Regions from separate parts of the Mus musculus genome. Here all the other regions are linked to region 1. A link is a loop called in an ENCODE intact Hi-C map of the cell type or tissue named here. Cell type or tissue: heart. All regions are shown on one strand.

What was found. Hi-C counts contacts between places; a loop is a spot of excess contacts. Peaks named below come from ENCODE experiments on the same cell type or tissue, not always from the same donor. Only the 100,000 strongest peaks of a DNase experiment are listed, where the experiment ranks them.
Region 2: a loop joins it to region 1, with 4 times the contacts of the local background. A loop is called at or near these places in 15 of 42 quality-filtered maps.
Region 3: it touches region 1 in a loop (8-fold over the local background); 5 of 42 quality-filtered maps call a loop at or near these places.
Region 4: a loop joins it to region 1, with 7 times the contacts of the local background. A loop is called at or near these places in 16 of 42 quality-filtered maps.

The regions. Positions count from the first base shown.
Region 1 is chr5:99,245,903-99,250,902 of GRCm38, reverse strand. The region is part of intron 1 of Rasgef1b (RasGEF domain family, member 1B); the gene reads left to right. Among named protein-coding and RNA genes, the nearest start is that of Rasgef1b, 4.5 kb to the left of the region's middle. In heart, a CTCF peak has its summit at 2,251 (motif pointing left); a DNase peak (open chromatin) is centred at 2,232; H3K4me3 peaks cover 1,782 bases; H3K27ac peaks cover 3,370 bases.
Region 2 is chr5:99,898,321-99,903,320 of GRCm38, reverse strand. No RefSeq gene overlaps it. Among named protein-coding and RNA genes, the nearest start is that of Vamp9, 5.4 kb to the left of the region's middle. In heart, a CTCF peak has its summit at 3,049 (motif pointing right); no DNase peak of the experiment used is centred here; H3K27me3 peaks cover 361 bases.
Region 3 is chr5:99,706,196-99,711,195 of GRCm38, reverse strand. The region is part of intron 1 of A930011G23Rik (RIKEN cDNA A930011G23 gene); the gene reads left to right. All of the region lies in intron 2 of Gm16226 (a long non-coding RNA gene), which reads right to left. Among named protein-coding and RNA genes, the nearest start is that of Gm16226, 8.3 kb to the right of the region's middle. In heart, a CTCF peak has its summit at 2,283; no DNase peak of the experiment used is centred here.
Region 4 is chr5:99,889,232-99,894,231 of GRCm38, reverse strand. No RefSeq gene overlaps it. Among named protein-coding and RNA genes, the nearest start is that of Vamp9, 15 kb to the left of the region's middle. In heart, a CTCF peak has its summit at 1,958 (motif pointing right); no DNase peak of the experiment used is centred here; H3K27ac peaks cover 328 bases.

The DNA of each region.
Region 1 (5,000 bases):
GGTGTCTGTGCTACCACACTTTGGACCTGGCCTTGTGGGAAGGTCCTCAGCGGGATGCATCTGCATTGCCATTCTCTAGCGTCAGCATCTAATCTAGTGTACCCTGAAGTATAGATAGCTGAATATCGCTGTGGTCATTGCTCAGCATAATACTCCTGTAATGTCATTAATATCTCATTCTTGTAACATTAACTTCACTGTTTATTAGAGCACCATAGGCCAAATGAACCAGGTAAAAATTATTCCTCTGGAGGGAAGAAGGTGGGTAAGAGAACAGAGAGTGATGTGGGCACATGGACCTGTGTAGGCCAAGTAGGGATCCTAGTATCGTATAGAAAACCATGGGACCACCCTGTTCACTCTACAGAAGTTACCTAGAAGAAATGAACCTGAACATTCCGAGGGGGAATACTTAGGAAGGAGACAGGGAAAGGAAGTTCTCAGCTTTGCCTGGAAGGAGAATCGGGAATGCCAAGCAAGGGTTGGAGAGACGGTTAATACTAATGGCACAGAAACCTAGAAAACAAATGAAACAGCTTTAAAGAGATCTGTGAAGTCTTTCACATTGGCTGATTGTCCTGGAGAGGATTTGGTGGTGGGGGTGGTGGCTGGGGTGGGGGTGGGGGTGGGGGGAGAGGGTAAGTAATTGAATTTAAGTATTATCTGACTCCACTCCTGTCATTTTTCGAGAACTGTATAACTATATACGGTTGTCCATGCTTTTATTGGCTCATCAGTTAAACCTACAAAAATTAGATATGTATGGGCATTGACTGCTTTGGCTTAGCAGACCCGCCCTGGGAATGAGTCTGGGCAGATGGGGAGCCCTAAGGAGACCCCTGCCCTCTTTCTGTAGTTGTGATATCTGTGACGTGGACACAGGAAGTTAAAGGAGATGACTTAGGGGGCCTTTGTATGCCTGTCGCAGCTGTTTTATTTTGTTGCAACCTCCTACCTCCGTCGATGTTAAAGTGGGCCAAGCCAGGATGGAGGCAGCCTGTCACATGGGCAGGTGTCTTCTGAGCACATGAGGATGAAAAGGGTGGCCAGCATTCTTCCTTTGGTGAACTTAGATAGGGATTTAGTAGTTTCTTGAGTTGTCTTTTCCTTTTCTTTGTTGTGAGAATATTTTTTAAAAAATTGAATAATTATCAATAAGGCGGGGTCAGAAAAAAAACATTTCAGCTGATGAACTCACTGTTCTTTTCAACCAGGTGCCAACTTCCCTTTCACCAATCTGTTTTCATAGACTTATATATTTATTATTTCCTCTTAAGGTGAATATATATCTAGAAATGATCCAGTTGATTGAAATTATGTTAGAGAACCCTGGTGTGAAATTTGGGCACAAAAAGATCTAGTCATGTAAAAAGGAAAACACTTTGGAACCACTTTGGGCCTCTTTCAACTTCTCTAAAAGACAAAAATTGAACAGAGAAAAACATAGGTTTTCACCCCCCCCCCAATTAAATTGTCCTATTCGCCGTGTTACATAATAAAATGCAAAGAAAAATAATCTTGCCTTTTTACAGATATCTCTGCTGAGTATTGACCCATTTCCCTATTGAAGTGAATTAGACACAGAGAAATAAAATATTTGAATAAAAGTTATCCCCCCTATGATACCTTATGATTTAACTTCAGATCTATCACATATCTTTCATAATCTGCAGTTCATCTGTTCGGTTTAATAGGACAGCTTCTAGCTGCATGAAGATATTAAAACATAAATATGTTTGAATTGAACAGAATTACTGGTTTCCCAGTTGTCTTTTCCCCTCTATTTCTTTCTGCTCCTCACTCTTGTGCTGGGATGAACACCCCCCCACCCCCCGCCCCGTACATTCTGTGCAAGAGCTGTGCCACCAAGCCACCCCCAGCCCACAAGCCAGTGTGAAGTCACAGGCACTGCAGCCTGTGGTGACCATCAGACAATGAAGAAGAGGCTCTTCTCTTAGGATTCCAGCCCTGGTGGCAACACTTGATTAGGTAATGGTGATTTTGGAGATCAGTCTTATTATTCTCAGTGAGATAACTGATTCTCACCACAGATGGGCATCGGGAAATAGAGTGGATGGGTACTGCCCACTAATTTATGTCCTACTTGTTCCCCAAGCTCAGTCGTGTGCTCAGACCCTCACATCCCCTGTACAGCAGCTGCCCTTCCCTTGTTTTTATAAACCAGCTCAAGTGCTGGAAAGCACCAGCTCTGTCAAAGACAGGGACCCGAGCGCCACCTACTGCTCAGCTCGAGAATTGCAAGGGCGCTGTAGAGGATAAAGGCTTTTAAAGGCATGAAGGAAGTCAGCCTGTCCTGGCTTCCCGTACTACAGGAAGGTTTTCAATGACACTCCAGGCCTCTTCAGAGTTTCCATGTACCTAAATGTCATTTTGTGCTTTAGTAAATTGCTAACACCATCCCATGACAAAAGATCATAACTCTAACCTTTTTCTTCCAACTGAAAATGTTAACTAGTTGAGTCAGAATTCTTTTCCTTTGCCAGTTGGGGACTAGGAAAGAAAGAAAGGAAGAAAGAAAGAAAGAAAGAAAGAAAGAAAGAAAGAGAGAGAGAGAAAGAGAGGGAAAGGGAAGAAAAGAAAAATTCTAGGTAACTTAAGGGTCTTTGTGTGTGTGTGTGTGTGTGTGTGTGTGTGTGTGTGAGCGGGGGGTGGGAGGTGGGGGGCATGTAACAAATCAGAAAACATCCCCACTCCTTTGCAGAGGGGAACTAGGCCCAGGTCCCAGCACCCCTGCTGGCTTATAGATGCCTATAACTACGTTCCAGGGGACCTCACGCCCTCTTCTGGCCTCCTTGGGTACCACCCTACATACACATTAATAAAAAAAAATTAAATAAGTAATCTTTCTAGGGTTTCCATGTACTCTTTCTGCTCTCAGCTACTTGCCTTCTTAACAAAATACCCCTTTTCTAAAGAGGGTCAGTGGTGCCGTAGCCTGCCAGCGTTTTCCACGGATGCTCTCTGAGGTCTCTGCTAAAAAGGCTTCTCAGTCTAAGGAAAGGAGGGAGAAGATAACCCTCTCAACATTCCCGAGCCTAAAAATACACTGCGCTCAGGTAGCATCAGAAGCTTGGCTTCGTCTGTCCCCCCCCCCCTCCCGCTCAGATCCACTGTCACCTGGATCTTTGCTCAGCCTGCGTCCCCAAGTCTGGTGTTACCGAAAGGAAGCTGTCAGTCTCAGCTAGAAGGATTCAGGAACTTGTCCCCAGCGTCTGCAGTGTCAACTGAGAAAACAAAGAGTTGCTGACTATGTAAGGTGCGAAGTTCCTTTGGAATCTAGATGGGAATTGAGAAAGGCTGAGTTCCAGGTTTCAAATGAACTCTCTCCCCACTGAACAAGTGTGCTTTCAAGGTTTAGCTGAGAGAAGGAGATCTTTGCCTACTTACTTAAATTGGGACACTTGTCTAGCATTTAGGCTGCTGCTAAAACACTGTAATCATCGCCGGGTTGTAAACACCTCGTTCCTGTTATGACGCGGAGCAGAAAATGTGTTTCTGTCTTCTCTTGAGAGTGAAGGAGACGCTGACTTGCTGGTCTAGGAAAGATTTGCGAAGCATCTGGCTCAGAAGGAAGGGATGGCTTTTGAGTTTTGATGTCACCCCACACCCTTCTGCACTGCCACCTCCTCTCCAGTGTGAGTTACCACCTGAATCCACCTCGGCCCCCGTGCATCTGCTTCATCATAAATAACATTGTGCAAAAGCAGTTGCTAATTCAAATCCAGTCTGCCGCTCAGGGAAAGAGGGCTTTTCATCTGGAGCTTTGGCTGGTCTGAAGCCATTAGACATGCCTTTCAGACCCATTCATCCTGTAAATCACCCACGGCCTGCTCCCTTGCTTAGGGATCAATGTCAGGCCAAACTTCCTCAGGGTCCTTGGAAGTACATGATCTATTTTTGTGCCCAAATTAACAGCCCCTGTAAGATGTCTGACAGCTGAGTTCAGCTTACCAAATCAATTTTAAGAAGGAATATTCGTCTTCTCTGCCTGGGTTGGGCACGTCACATTCCTCCTAGAAACTTTTCCAGCATAATGTATAATCTGTGGGCCAGTTTCAGTGGCCAGGAAGGTATTTTTTTTCTTTAGCCCAGTTTATTGTTTTATAAGAATGTCTTTTCTGTTGTCTTACTGTGCTGTCTACCCAGAGTGATGCCTGTTAGGAGCAGGGAGCCTATTTCAGGGACTCTGCCTCAAAGACGAGTCATTTTTGTGTTATCTTTAACTCAGTTGAATTGGTACCCCCACCCCTACACACACAGACACACACTAGCTTATTTTTAAAATGCCTTAGCTATCTCAAAGGCTGGGCACTCTCAAAACTTCCCTTGCTACCCCAGGCCCAATCAGGAAAGTGGCCAGTGGCCCCTCACCCGAAATTTCACATGGCTCATTGGCTCTTGCTCCTGCAGCTCTCCTCCTCTGGCGATTTTCCCCTGTTCCTCTCTGCATCCCAGCTGGCGCAACTCTAAGGGTTGTCATTGTCATTGGCATCTTTATTGATTGATCAAAAAACCAACTGGGGACAAGGACCTTTAGCATTTGGACACGCAGATTCCTGATTGGATCAAAGCATTAGAACCAAGCTCCAACAGGTCCTAAATGTGTTCCAGGAAGGTTCTCTGCTGACCCATCCTAACTTCTTGCTTTGGAGTAGACAAAAGACATGTAGGGTCTGTATAGGACAGCTCTGTGTACTGGACAGCAACTCCATTAGTATATATGCAGACACGCAGGTGTATTCACATAAGGATAGTCAGGGAGAGGAAGGAGGTCTGTACAATTGGCTGACTAGAATGTGCCTTGAGTTCCAAACAACCAACTTAGAAATGAAACTCTCTAGAGTAAGAGTTATTTTTCCAGCCTGCGATATATGTTAAATGGTGATTTGAATAGTCAACCGGTTTCTTCATGTCTCATACAAGTCTTTTTTTCAAGGGAATTAACTCTTGGTGTTTGACTTAGCTATAAATCAAGCCAG
Region 2 (5,000 bases), 650 kb before region 1:
CGACAGTTAATGGTAACACTCTCCTGTCCTATCCCATCTCACCCCTGCCAACGCCTTTAAACACTAGCATCCCTCCCTACTTTAAAATTTTCTATGTATCCTGCCATCCCTCCAATTTTAAAAAATTGGGTTGTGAGAATGTAGGCTTCCATATAGTTTTATGTGCCCTTCCTTTGGGTTAGACTTTCTATCTTAGGGTTTCTTTTGCTGTAATGAGATACCATGACCAAAGTAACTTAGGGGAAGAGATGGCTTATTTTGCCTTACAGCTTGTAATCTGTCATTCAGGGAGGTCACAGCAGGCACTCAAGGCTGGAACCTGGGAGATAGAACTGATGCAGAGGCCATGGAAGAATGCTGCAGAGTGGCTTGTCCTTATGGCTTGTTCACCTGCTAATCCCACAAAATGAGAGTAGAGACCACGGACCCAAATGTTTTAGTCAAATTAAGCAAGCTTTATTTTCTTCCAGAAAGGGCTATCTGCCTACAGTGGGGTTTAGAGAATAGGAGAAAACAGGAGAAAGTGAGGCTTATATAGCTCAAAACCTGCAAGACTAGGCAGGGCCATTCCAAGGGTTTTCAATTATGCAGGAACTTGGCATAACATCTCAAAATTATTTGTCAGAATAGCTTATCATCAGGGTGAAGGTCAGGTATGGCCAGAATATAGGGGTGTGAAGACTGTCGAATTTCAGAAGATGGCTCAAGACATGGTCAGACTTAAGTTTTACAGAAAACAGGAATGGACGTATGTTGACCTTGTAATATGGTGACTTCTAATCTCACGATGGAGTCAGGCTGGTCCATCACACTCTGCCTTCTTAGAGCACCCAGGACTACCAGTTGGGGGTCTCACTATCAACAGTGATCTGGGCCCTCTGATATCCATAGTCTGTTAGGAGAATGCAGCACAGGCAGGACCACAAGCCAGGCTGGGGTGGACATTTTCTCAGTTGAGGTTCTCCTTTCCAAATGACTCTAGCTTGTGTCAAGTTGACATAAAACTAGCTGGTGTCTTTTCTTTCTGACTCCTTTCTCATTCCAGTGTGTGGGACTCCTAACAGAGGGAGTGGGGGGTGTCTCTGACTCTCATCTATCCTTGGGACTCTTTTTGTCCTACTGGGTCTCCCAGCTTTGATATGAGGGTTTGTGCCTAGTTGTATTCTATCTTGATATTCCTGGGAGGTCCCCCCCCCTTTTTTTTTTCTTAAAGGGGAATGGAGGAGGAGTGGATCTAGGGGAGAGGGAAGGTGGAGTGAGGACTGGGAGGGATGGAGGGAGGAGAAACTGCAGTTGGGATGTACTGAAAACAAAACAAATATATCAATATTTGTGCAATTCCTTCAGTCCCCACTCTTGAAGTTATAAAACTCGTAGACTGCCCAGAGCTTCCGGGAGGATCTTGTCCATGGTTTTGTCGAACATGGCACTGGTCCAGACAGAAGGGACATGGTAGTGCTATGGTATCTCTACTGTGCTGTGCATGGACTGCCAGAGACAGCTTTAAAGGAGGACAGAGAAGAGGTGCAGAGCATGTGACTTGTGTAGTGTTACACGTGACATATGTAGTACTACATGTGGCATGTATAGTGTTGAGTGTGGCAGGTGTAATGTTACATGTGGCATGTATAGTGTCGAATGTGGCATGTATAGTGTCACACATGGCATGTGTAGTGTCACACGTGGCATGTGTAGTGTCACATGTGGCATGTGTAGTGTCACATGTGGCATGTGCAGTGTGGGAGCTTAAGAAAGTTGTGAACTTAATGTGAACTAAGGCTAGGGCAGAGAGCAGAATGGTCTTCAAACAAGGTAGCCTTCTTGAAAGACTTGCATGAACTATGATAAGTGAATGCACTTGGAAGTGAGGACTGGAAGCGATGCCTTGACGTGCTCACACTATCTTTGTGGGAGAGAGAGTCTTGGCTTTTTAGCAGGACCAAGATTGTATTCCTAAGGTAGAATACCAGGTGTGTTCCTTTGAGGTGCTTGCAGTGCTTAAGCTAACTGTAAAAGTCAATCATGTTTTGTTGCTTTAATAATAAGAAAGAGGAGTGCTTTGCAGCACTCCGAATGCAAACTCCTAGTCCTCTGGTCACCCTCCTCGGATCTTTGGCATTCCCTTCAATCCCCCTAGACATAGCCTCACTGTTGGGGTGGTCAACAGCGAAGGGCCAATGTTTAGATGCTCCAGCCATCCCAGAATGACATAGTGTTGAAGAAAGTAACTGGTAAGATGCCATTTACAATGAAATACTTTAAAATAAGTATTAGTGGATAAAAACTGTTTCCTGCTTTTCCATAACAAATACCTGTTCTGTTCCTGAATTTCTTAAATAAAAAAATAATTAAAAAAATACCATTATGGGAATGGGCTGTAGGCAAGCCTGTAGGGCATTTTTTAAAAATCAGTGATTGATGGGGGAATGCCCAGTCCATTGTGGGCGGTATCACACCTTAGAGCTCTCTAAGGCAGGCTGAGCAAGCCATGGGAAGCAAGCCAGGAAGCAGCACCCCTCCTTGGATCTCGGTGTCAGCTTCTGCCTCCAGGTTCCTACCCTGTTGGATTTCCTGGCCTCACTGCTTTGATGATGAACTGTTACATGGAACTGTGAGTGAAATGCCACCAGCCTCCAAATTGCTTTGCATGGTGTTTCATCACAGCAACAGTAACCGTAACAAAGACAGGTGTGAAAGGGAGTGCAATAGGTTAGGTGTGCCTGGGTTTTAGGCAGACGCTGCTTGAGTCTATGTACAGAGGTAAGCAGGTGACCCAAGGTAAAGGAAATGAAGGTAGAAATCCAGGTTTTATCCTGCTTTTGGGGTTACGTGTAGGCTTAGGTGTGGAATGAATGCTTTAAAAGTACAGTGATTTATCAACCTCCCCTAACACCATTTAAAAAGCTAGAGAAAAGGTTGAGTTCCATCTTTGCCGGGAAGTATAGTCAAATGTAAGAGACGTGGCAAGCAGTGCTGAGGGTCACCCAGTGCTGGCATTTATTTCACTGTAGTTGCTTTAAGCTGTAGTCGGGCTATGTCAGAGCCAGCAGAGGGAGCACCGTGCATAGCTTTGAAGCAAACTGTAGCTCTGCCGGGGAGAACCCAAGAAGCCCTCCAGGGCTTTTATCCAGGAGAGCAACTGAGCTCTGGGGGAAGATGGCCCCTCAGTTATGTTACCTTCTGTGCTCATTCGGGACAGACCTTAGGTCAGCCACACTAAAAGGTCCCCATGTGCCACCTTGCTCTCTCCCTGCTGCTTTCTTTTGTCTAGTTGGTTACTTGGCTTAGACTTAGGGGATGGATGCTGTGAGTGTTCCAGAATAACAGGCAGTAACCAGGAGCCTTGACTCACCATAGTAAAGCCATTTGCACATCCTGAAGGGAGGCAGAGAGGGCTGAGGCTAGTTCTTCAGTGCATTAGGAATTAAAGAGGCAACTGAACTGGACAGGAAGTGCAGGAGTGGCTCGGGAATGCTCTCTCCTGCTTCATTGTCTTCCACAAGCACAGCTCAGCTCTGTGGCGAGTAGATGTCTCCAAACATGCAGATCCTAAAATGACCAGAGTTCCATATCTATCTATCTATCTATCTATCTATCTATCTATCTATCTATCATCTATCTATCTATCTATCTATCTATCTATCTATCTATCTATCTATCATCTATCTATCTATCTATCCATATTCCTTCCGTCCTTACTTCCTATCTATTTGTGATACTAAGATGTTAATTAATATTGTATGGGGATAAATTTGTTACCATATAAATGTAAATGTTTACTAAATTATGGAACAGATTTCTTTGTCTTCCTTCCTCTCTGGCTTTTAGTATCTCAGGGATATTTTATTCAAGAAAAAATTGGCTGCGTCTCTATGAAGAGTGAACTCTGTGGCATTCTGATTTGTTCTAGTTCCTCCCAGTACTTTCCAGCCACTATTAGAAACAACAATGACAAGCTTCAGGGAAGCCTGTCAGCCACCAGATGATGAAGAGTGAGTCTGAAACTCTCTCTCTGCACACACATGTCACACATGTGATGCCAGTACACGGGAGGCTGAGGCAGGAAGTTCAGAGTCAACTCAGGTGACATAAGAAGACCCTGTCTCAAAAGCAAACCAAGCACAAAGCAACCCAGGCAAAACACACTATATAAGCTTGATGCATTTCTAATTCAGTGCTAGAAATGGGGAGGAGACCATTGTCCAATGGCCATTGTTGTTGTAGGCAAGTATTTTTACTTTGTGGAAGCCATCAATGTGGCAAACACCAGATGAACAAGAAACTGAAGAAGGGCAGCTGTAGCCTGAGCTCTGTGTGCTGGACGTGTTCTTGGACAGTGCTGTCCTATTTCTGGCACTGTCGCTGCTTGTGTGGACAGATGGACAGAGAGTCTGCTGAGAAAAGGGCGGACATAATCCTGAAGCCTCACCTCTGGCTTCACTTAAGATCTCTGCACTTCTAAAGAGGACACGGAGACAAGGAGTATAGGTCTTACAGAATGACTTCACAAAAGGCACTAAGTCCTGCACATGGAGCCGGGGATCTGAGTGCAAGCGTTTTCACATTATTTTAACTTTATTTTTAAAGTGTGTGTGTGTGTGTGTGTGTGTGTGTGTGTGTGTGTGTGTGTGTGTGTAGAACTTTAGATGCTGGGACATGAACTCAGGTCTTCTGCAAGAGCAGTAAGAGCTCTTCACCTCCAAGCCATCTCTCCAGCCACAGATTACTTTATTTTTAATGTCTAGTCTTTGAAAATAACTGAAGCACACCTAGAAATGAGAGCATTATCTTTTTAAAGAGAAGAAAACAGCCAATAGGAACTGTCCTTATGGCACCCAGATGTTTGGTTTATTAGACAAACACTCCACTTTAAAACAGCCCTGTGCTGAGGATTAATGTGCTATAGTATCTCACCAAATAGAGGATAGTACAAAAACATATAAAAAGAAAACACAGAGAAATCCCAGAGCTGAAAGCATAAAACCCAAGGGGTGACTGGG
Region 3 (5,000 bases), 460 kb before region 1:
GTGGAGTCTCTTTCCCCTGTGCTTGTCCCTCCAGCTAAGATCACAGCTCCTGTGACATTGGTCTCTCCACTTAGCTCCTCTGTCTCCAGCTGCCTGTGATTTTCTTTTCTTTGATACTTTAAGGCTGGCAATCTGGTGTGTTCTCTGAGATGGTACACTGGGTCTGGTGCCTTTCCTGTACCCTTCCTACACCTCTGTAAATCGTCAAGGTTTTGTTAAACTTTCATTAAAGCGTATCACCCGAGTATGCCAAATACTTTGATCAACAATTTAAATGATAGAGGAGCAAAAGCGACCTTTTGTTTTCCTTTTCTTTCTATTGGAGTTGAGGCTGGCCTTGAACTCACTCTATTGCCTAAGCTGGCCCCAGGCTTGTGGCTATCCTCGTGCCTTGGCATCCGAGTGCTCGTGAGCTAGCCACTGAGTGAAAGATCAAAATGATCTCTTGAATTACTGGCTCATGGTAACTTCTTTCAAATCATGCACAGCTTTCTTCACATCAACCTTGCCTGATGCAAAGGCGAAGGGAGGGTTTTTCTTCCTCCACCCTTGTAAGAGCACTAACCCCACGCAGGACTCCACTCCCACGAGCAAACCATCCCCTCAAATTCCACTCCCTAAAATTGCCTTATTAAGGGTTAGAAAGTAGGGTTAGTGGTTTGGGGCTGCTTCAAACACTCAGACCTTCAAACACTCAGCACCTAGTCTAGAGCAAGCCTGGGTCTTAACTACCTTTTGTGACTCAAAGACTAGTGGTTTGCTTTGGTTTGCTTGTTTGTTTTAATGCTCCAAACCATGAGAGATGATTAAATTTAGTTTTCATTAGAAAACTATGTCATTTTGGGCTTTCACTAAAGATAGGTGCTTGAGGGTGGTAGGTGAGTTTTGATTTGTTTTTAAAAGAAATTAACTGGAAGTGATAAATTTCGCTTCAGGGTAAATCATCTATCCCACTCACAAAACAGAACAGTGTCTAATGATACCATGACTGTCCAATCTTGAATGTGTGCCACTATTCAGAAAACCAGTCTCTCTTCTGTGTCACATCAGGAAGGGTCATTTGAGCATTAGGATAACCCCCCTGAGGACTGGAGTATCTGTTACAGTGAGACTGCCAGTCTTCCCTTATGATAACAACCACCTACTGCAGAGGATATTGGATGGAGATTATATCCAGCCTGAAAATAACATTTTCTGCATGTGTCAGTGGCTAGGAAGCCCTATCTGGTACCGCTATCAATTACAGTGCTAGCCTTGGTGTCAAGGACAAAAACTTGCATCCTGTCATAGTTTCTTTTATCCCCGTGCATGCAGGACAGGGAAAAATGATAATTATTGGGAAAATGGCTGACAAGGAAATGAAGTCCCAATAGGTGTTGGTGTTATATATCAAGGATAGGCCTTGCTGTGGTAAATCAAAGGGTAATAGTTGCTAAGCTAGACAGCTCATGTCCTCGGAATTACCTTCTATGTGGGGAGAAAGAGAATTCTTTTTTTAAAGGCACATTTTATGTGCATGCACATAAAAGTTAAGATTATCAATTCAAAGGTATCTTGTTTTTATCTGAAAGAATTTGTTATTTATTATTATGTGTACATGTGTGTGTTGTATGTGTGGGGACATACGTGTGCCACAGCTCATGTGTAAAGGTCAGAGAACAACTTTCTAGATTTAGTTTTCTTCTTCTACCCCTTGGGTCCTGGGAATTGAACTCAGGCAGTCCCTAGGGACTGGCAGCAAGTGCCTTTACCTTCTGAATCATCTTGCTGGCCCCAATATTATGTTTTAAGTAAACAAAAAGGTAAAACCACTAGATAAAGCAATGTCACATGGTAGCTTAAATCCATTTGCTATGAAACAGCACTTTTCTCATGCATAAAACCTTAAAAGGTAACACACATGAGCTGTTCACTGGCTGTGGAGTTTGCATTGCGATATTGTTCCTATCAGCCAGCCATGCCGACTGTCTTCATATAGTTTTAATGTACGGACAATTTCTACTCTATATTTGCCTTTCTGGGTAATGCAGACCATTACTGCACCATGAATATATGTCAGAATTTGAAATTAACCGATTTGCCACCGTGTAATGTAAAAATAGTTCATTCTCTTCCGGGCAGCACAGATGGTTCCTTGTCTTTTTCTGAACTGAGTCTGGCTTGCTTATCTTTTGATTTGTAAAGCTTCCTGAGAACCGTGTATGCTGAAAGGACTGGAGAAGTTTACTCAGATGTAAAAGGCACCTTGTGATCTCTGACTAGAAAGTCCCATGACTGTCCTCTAGAGGGCGTGTCCAGTGCCTCTTTGTTACTCTCTAGGTGTACAAATCTGATCAGTGGTAGGAAGAGTCCAGACTGGGCCATATCAGTGAGCAATTAGTCACTGTGTACTTAGGTCTGACTCCTCCTCCTTGTCGTCCTCGTCCTCATCCTCGTCCTCATCCTCCTCCTCCTCTTCTTCTTCTTTTAAATTTGTAAGGATCAGCAAACTCTCACTTGCAAGATTACAGAGCACCCTGCCCTGGCTTTGTCTAGTATGAAGCTGCTCTTCTCAAGCCTCTGCATGCTTTGTTGTTTGTTTTTGAGATCATATTTTGATTACATTTCCCCCTTCCCTTTCTCCAAATCCTCCCACAGAGCCCTCACCACTCTCAAATTCACGCCCCTTCTTTTCCACTAATTGTTATCATATGCATATATATATATATATATATATATATATATATATATATATATATATATATATGTTCCTACATAAAACCTGTTGAGTCTGAACAACACTACTTGTATTGTGCTTTCAGGGCTGGCCATTTCAGCCAGCTTCTCGATAACTCTAGATCTACTGCTCTCCTTCCATGGCACAGGAGATGGGGAGTCTAACAACACAGCAAGAAGTTCAGAGCTAGATAGTTAGAACTGTGTCCATTGGTCATCGCTGTTGTAGCCCCACCCCTAGAGATGTTCCCACATAATACAGGTTTTAATATATGGATGAATAAATGTACAGAGGCATACCTTCCCCTCACCAGCAGGCTTCCTTCTTCTATCTTTCACATCAAGACAGAATTCAGTTGTTCTACCGTATGCATATATTTAAAGACAAAAGATGATCTCTCAATGGAATCTTTTATCCTCTCTCCCTTTGAAGATTTTAATATAATTTGACTCCACTTGTTTTCAAATATTAATGACGGATAGAAAGGGATGTTAGCATTACTAATATGATTTGTCCTTCTTTGGGAGAAAATGACCATGATACAAACGTAAATACACACCATTATAGAGTACTTAGCACTGTTTGAAGTGATACAAATGTTTCTGGCTGACTTTTTAAGTTGGGGGAGTAAGAACCATACCTGTGTGACTTGCCAGTATCATCTGATTGAAAAGCGCAGAAATGTGACACTAAATTACTTTTGCTCCCCCTTTCTCTGTAACTTTTTTCTGTCGTTTGTATCTCTTGAGGCCTTTTCTGTAAAAATTTCAATCTATTAGTTCAACCATTTGGATAAAAAAAAAAAAATAAAGCAATTTCCTTCCAAACTGCTTTTGCTGTATTCCAAGATACTCATCATTTTGAAAAGCACTAAAGAAAATGAAAATGGAAAAGTTCCCTCATTATCATAAACACCAAATTAATCTGACATATTAAGGCAGTCTATAAAATTTTGCTACAGAAATCTTATGAGCTGCTCCATTGTCCCGGCTTCGGGGCCATTGGGTCTGTCCATGGTGCTGAACACAGACGTGGTCACAAAATAAAGGCAGTGTGAGGAAGTTTTTCAGCATGAGCCCCATTGCCACTGAAGGGTGATGGAGTGCTAAGTCTATCTGCTTTCTCTGGTGAAGCTTGTTGTGGCCAGCGCATGAGGCTTCTTTGCTTCATCGAGCCCGCCAACTTGCCTGCAAGCTTGGAGCAATTCTCAGAAGTTTAGACTTCAGAAAGAAGCCACTGTGCCGTAACTCTTTGAAAATCTGTTGGGCACAAAGAAATTTATTTATATTTCTCGCCTCATTGGGTACACTGATAAGATTCATCAACCTGTAACAACATTATTTGGGGAGATAGAACTTGTGTTTGAAACCAATTAGAATATCTTGAAGGGCATTTGCAAGTGCCAACTGACTCTTAGGGCCCGTCACAAATATGAACTACTACCACATTATCTTAGAGGCAGCTATTTAAATTCAGAATCTATTTGGGAATGGTACAGAATTCAGGCAAGTAATGAAATCACTAGGTAAGAAGTCTGAGAAAAAGACAAGCTACTCTCCCAACACCATGCTCAGCAGAATTGTCTCTGGTGTGCTTTATTCCCATTCAAGATATTTTTCGATACCCCTCTAGCATGTTCTTGCAAACTGGTTGGTTTGCTAATTTTTATTTTTCTTACCAGGTTTTGTCCTGGTTTGATTGTCTTTTGGAAATACTGGAATGAATTTGGGTATTACACACACACACACACACACACACACACACACACACACAAATTACTTGAATTTCACTTATCACAGGAGGAAGACTTTGAAAGATGCAGACGTTGTGTCTTGCAAATGTGGTCTGCAGGAAAAATGCAGGGATTCTATTTAACTTAAAGCCATATATTTACTATATCATATAAGTGCTTAGTATCTTCTCAAAGCTCTGTCAGTAGAAAGTTAATTTGTTCATGACACTCCTGGATTGTCTTTTTAGAAATCTTATAAATTAGTTTACATAAAATAAAACTATTTAAGCAGTCTTTCTGGGGGCAGAATGGGCATATTATAATTTGCTATGAAGGTACAAAATCCCTTGACATATGTGACACTGGTGAACACGTGTGAAATTCTCACCGTAGTTGAGATATTGAGTGCAGGCAGTGCTCTTCAGTTCCCCTGACTTGTCTCATGATGTCATCCCCATCTCTCATCGGTTCCAAGGGACTCATGGATGTTTTTATCTGTTACTGGGGGTTATTTCCTATTTATTTATTTATTTATTTATTTATTTATTTATT
Region 4 (5,000 bases), 640 kb before region 1:
TTTGTTCCATAAAGTGGCTATTGTGAAGGGTGCTACAATACAGTGCAGTGTGTCACAGGCACTTCTGTGACATGCTGACTTGGCTAAATACGTTGGCTAATACTCTTTGGCTAAATACTCAAAAGTTGTATAGCTGAGTCATATGGCAGATCTATTTCCAGTTTTTAAAAAAAGAGTTTTAAAAAAATGTACTGTAGTGTTTAGATTCTTTGAGCACTTCATGCAGTGTATTTGATCACATCCATCCCCTGCACTTCCTCCTAACTCCTCCCGGACCCACCCTTTCCAACTGCCCGCCTTCTTCAAAAATAACATCCATAAAACAACTTCTTTCCTATTTCTCCTTCGTTAGCTTCTCTCATCCTGGGCTCCAGTTAAGGCTTCAAGCATGCATTGAATAGGAATGGAGTGTGTGTCCTTGACTTTATCTATATGACACATTATTACACTTAGCGATTTGTGTATCTACATTGCTGGAGTGAGCCCTACTAGATCATGATGAGGAATCTTTTTGGTGCCTCTTTGAATAGAAGAAATAATGTCACATACATGTTAAGGCTTGTTTTACATCCTATTATGTGATCTGCTTTGGAGAGAGTTCCATGAGCTGTTTAGAAGAGTCTGTATTTTGTAGGGCTTGTGTGGTGTCTTAGTTAGGGTTTCTATTGTTGTGAAGAGACCCCATGACCATGACAACTCTTAAAAGGAAAAATGTTTAACTGGGGCTGGCTTACAGTTTAGAGGTTTAGTACATTATGGAGGGAAGCATGGCAGCATGCAGGCAGACATGGTGCTGGAGAAGGAGCTGAGAGTTCTACATCTTGATCCACAGACAGTTGGAATGAATGCCACGTTAGGCCTAGCTTGAGCATATGAGACCTCAAAGCCCACCCCTGAAGTGATCTACTTCCTCCAACAAGGCCACACCTATTCCAACAAGGCCATATTTCCTAATAGTGCCCCTCTCTATGAGCCTATGGGGGTCATTTTCATTAAAATCACCACAATACAATATATTCTGATATGGTTTACTCTCCCCTAACTCCTCCTAGATCCTCCCTACCTCTACCTCCCATCTGAATTCATATTCTTTTTGTCTCTCAGAAAATAAACAGAGATCAAAACTTTGATAAGGGGCTTGCTATGTTTTGGAATAGCATCCCTCATAGATCCATGAGCTAAAGGCTTAGATGACAGCTGACAGCACATTGGGAGGTGGGGCCTATCCAGATTGCTGAAGAGACCATATACTTTGGATACAGGACTTAGAGGCTCTGAACTGGATCTGACCTAAAGGCTTCCTCCCTGAGGTCTGATGCCTATGAACGAAAGCAATGACCAGCATGGCGTGATTTCCCTAAAGGTACAATGGTGGCACACATGCCTTGGCAGGAACCAACAGCTTTGAAATTGTACTTAAAACTTGTTCAGTATACTCATTTGAATGAGAATGCAGCCATGGGTGTATGTTTGAATATATACTTCCTAGTTGGGGGAACTGTTGGGGAAGGATTGTGAGGTGTGGCTTTGTTGAAGTAGATATGGCCTTGTTGGAGGAGGTCGATTACTAAGGGTGGGCTTAAAGGTTTCAAAGATCAACCATCCCCACTAAATAAGATGTAATAAAAAGTGAACTTTAAAATGATATAATTCTGAAAAGGGGGACTTACTAAAGGTCATCCCATCTTAACGATGATGAGTAAAATATGCTTAAGAGATGTGTTCAGGATCACAGATGGGGTTAAACAAATACAGTTTTAAACCTTAGTATTTTCTCTACTTTCACAAAAACCGCCTTGCCTTTATTAAATGAGAATTTGGGTCATATGGCTTTGGAGAAAGTTTTTGGAAAGCTGGCATATATTTCTGCAGTTTTTGCTTATCAATTATGTAACTTTCCTATTGTGGGAGGCAAGAGGCAGTTTAGGCTGCTAACATACCAGCATGTTAGCTGGGGCCTGATGAGGGCGCTCTTACTCAATGCATGGCTTGAAAACTGCTGTTCATTCTAGCTAAGGCCAAAACCTGCTAAAGCAAGTGAGTGTGGGAGTGTACTGCTTCAAACCAACCAGGCTATCTCAGGTCAGGCTCAGTTTACAAACAGGAGCCGTGAAGAGAACCGTAACTTTATCTTTGGTTTGAAGGCACCACTGCGTATGTTTAAAATAGTAAGAAACCTTCCAGAGTTAGCATGACTATGGAGGGGGGATGTGGGATTTGGTGGAGATTTGGTCTATCCAGTGCTGAGGAGCCGACCAGGAGCTAGTGTAACTCCTTTCCCTGTGGCCCTCTCTCCAGAGCTGCCTCTAGCTGCTTGCACATCAGATCGGTGGGGTTGTCTTGAGCATGTGTTCGGTTCTGAGATTAGCTTGTTGAAACTTTTGTTTTCTTGTGCCCAAAATGACTTTTTCTTTTTCTTGACTTGCCGATTGAAAAGTTATCCCTATGTTCTGCTTTTGTATTCAAGCTGCACATGACAGGCTGTTGTGGGTAAGAAGTTCCTGGTTAGTTTCACCTTGCCACATCATACGCAAGCATTGGGTGTGTTCATTTTCTCATCCCTTTGATGCGAGACAGCAGTGATGCTGCCCCTTTCTAACCTGGGAAGGGAGTAAGTTATCTTACCTCCTCTGATTTCAGTCTCCTTACAGAATGGGGCATTAAACCTGCTGTAGGACAGCCATGTGGCATGTGGCCCGACCATCTTTTTCTAGAATGTTCTTTGATACTAAGACTTTGATTAATCCTCTTTGACTTTAATTGTTAAAAAAAGAGGAACTTTTTAAAAAGGTTCTTTTCTTTTCTTTCCTTCCTTCCTTTCTTCCTTCCTCCCTTCCTTCCTCCCTCCCTCCCTCCCTCCCTCCCTCCCTCCCTCCCTCCCTCCCTCCCTCCCTTCCTTCCTTCCCTCCCTCCCTCCCTCCCTCCTTCCCACCTTCCTTACTTTTCTCTTCCTCCTCCTCCTTCTTCTAAAGAGGTTTATCTATTTTATATATGTGAGTACACTGTTGCTGGCTTCAGATACCAGAAGAGGGCATCAGATTGCATTACAGATGGTTGTGAATCACCATGTGGTTGCTGGGAATTGAACTCAGGACTTTTGGAAGAGCAGTCAGTGCTCTTAACCACTATGCCATCTCTCTAGCCCTCCCCCCCCAATGGAACTTTTAGAAAAATTTTTATTTGCTTCCTTCATTGACAAAAACTGTGCATTTATTATTATTTGATAATATTTCATAAATATTCCATAATATTAAATATAGTTGTTCATAAGATCCAACTTTAGTTTTTCTTTTCCTGGGGCTGAGGGAAGCAAGATTCGGAAGAAACATGACTAGAAAGAAGAGTAGCTTGAAATAGAGACCACAGAAAAATTCCTATAAATGGCCTTAAGATCAGGAACTCACCCTAAGAACTTAGAGAGAAGAGATTCCAAGTACATATTGAATTAGTGTCATGTGGTCAGATAGGGCACAGAAAACAGAGCTGAGGTCACACTGGGGGTCAGCGCCCTGCCTTGTAGGCAGGCTTGCACTGTCTTGTGTTTTATATATGTTATTCCTTGGTATTTACAAAGCTCCTATGAAATAGGTTCTGTTTTATCTGTTTATCCTTGGTGGGAAAATGAGAAGTTGGATTGTTCCAGGCCATACTACTGAGAAGTGTGGAGCCAGTATACAAATAATATCAAATTACAAATAATTAACAATAGCATGAATGAATGTCCCACTCAGCTCTTGGTTGGGTTGGGTTTACTTGTCTTTATTTTACTAATAGGAGTTCTTTATCTACTATAAATATTAACTCCATTTCTAGTTTACATGTTGCAAATACTTGCCATAGTCTGTTACTTACCTTTAAATTACTTACTTTCTGTCTTTTGGTATTCATTTCTTATTTACCTTGGAAAACTCCCAAAGCAGTAGTTAAAAGTATGACCTTAGATACTGTTGGTAAATTTTTTTTTTTTTTTTTTTTGAGAAAAGCAATAACCACAGTAAAGAGGAATTATGGTGTGGGTTATGTCGAGTCTCAGTTAATCTAAGTCTGAAGAACAACCATAAGGGAATTAGTTGTATTGTTCACACCAAGGCTCTTTAAAATTACAATTACCCTGTAGGCATATTTGTAATTGGAAAAGAAGGAGTTGGCTTTTTTCATATTTATTAGATTGACATTTGGGAAAATGAATTTTTACTTCATCTGCAACAAATGAGTCCTAATCAGTTAAGTGGCTTTGGGCTACTGTGACTTCTCTGTCTCATTTTCTTGCTATTTTTGAAAAGGCCTTTCTGATCTATGGCACTCTCCTATCCTCCTGAATGGGTTCACATTTGGCTTCCTCAGTGGCCCTCAACCCTTCTCTGGTCCCTGTATTTTACACACACACACACACACACACACACACAGACACACACACACACACACACAGACACAGACACAGACACAGACACACACACAGACACACACACACACACACAGACACACACAGACACAGACACACACACAGACACACACACAGACACACACACAGACACACACACACACAGACACACACAGACACACACAGACACACAGACACACACAGACACACACACACACAGACACACAGACACACACAGACACAGACACACACACACACACACACACACACACACACATCTGTCAAGAGTATCTAGCCCTGAGCTATGGTTCCTAAATTTCAGTGGACATCAGAAGGCTCTTTTAACATAGTCTGCTGATCCCTAACTGCACATCTCTGATTCAGTACCTCTGAACTCGCTGATATCATGAGGATTGCAGAATAAATGTGAGACCAGAGAGGATCTTAGCTCTTGAAGATGTCATTGTGTCACTAAGGAACCAACTCTGGATTATGTTTGGTCCTAGGCATCTTTGTAGAGATATTAACAGTTTGAGTTCTATAGAAAGTTTGTATTACAGCCTAATATCTGTAAATAAGAGGGAATAATTGGGACCCCTGGTTCTCGAAAAGCTTGGCA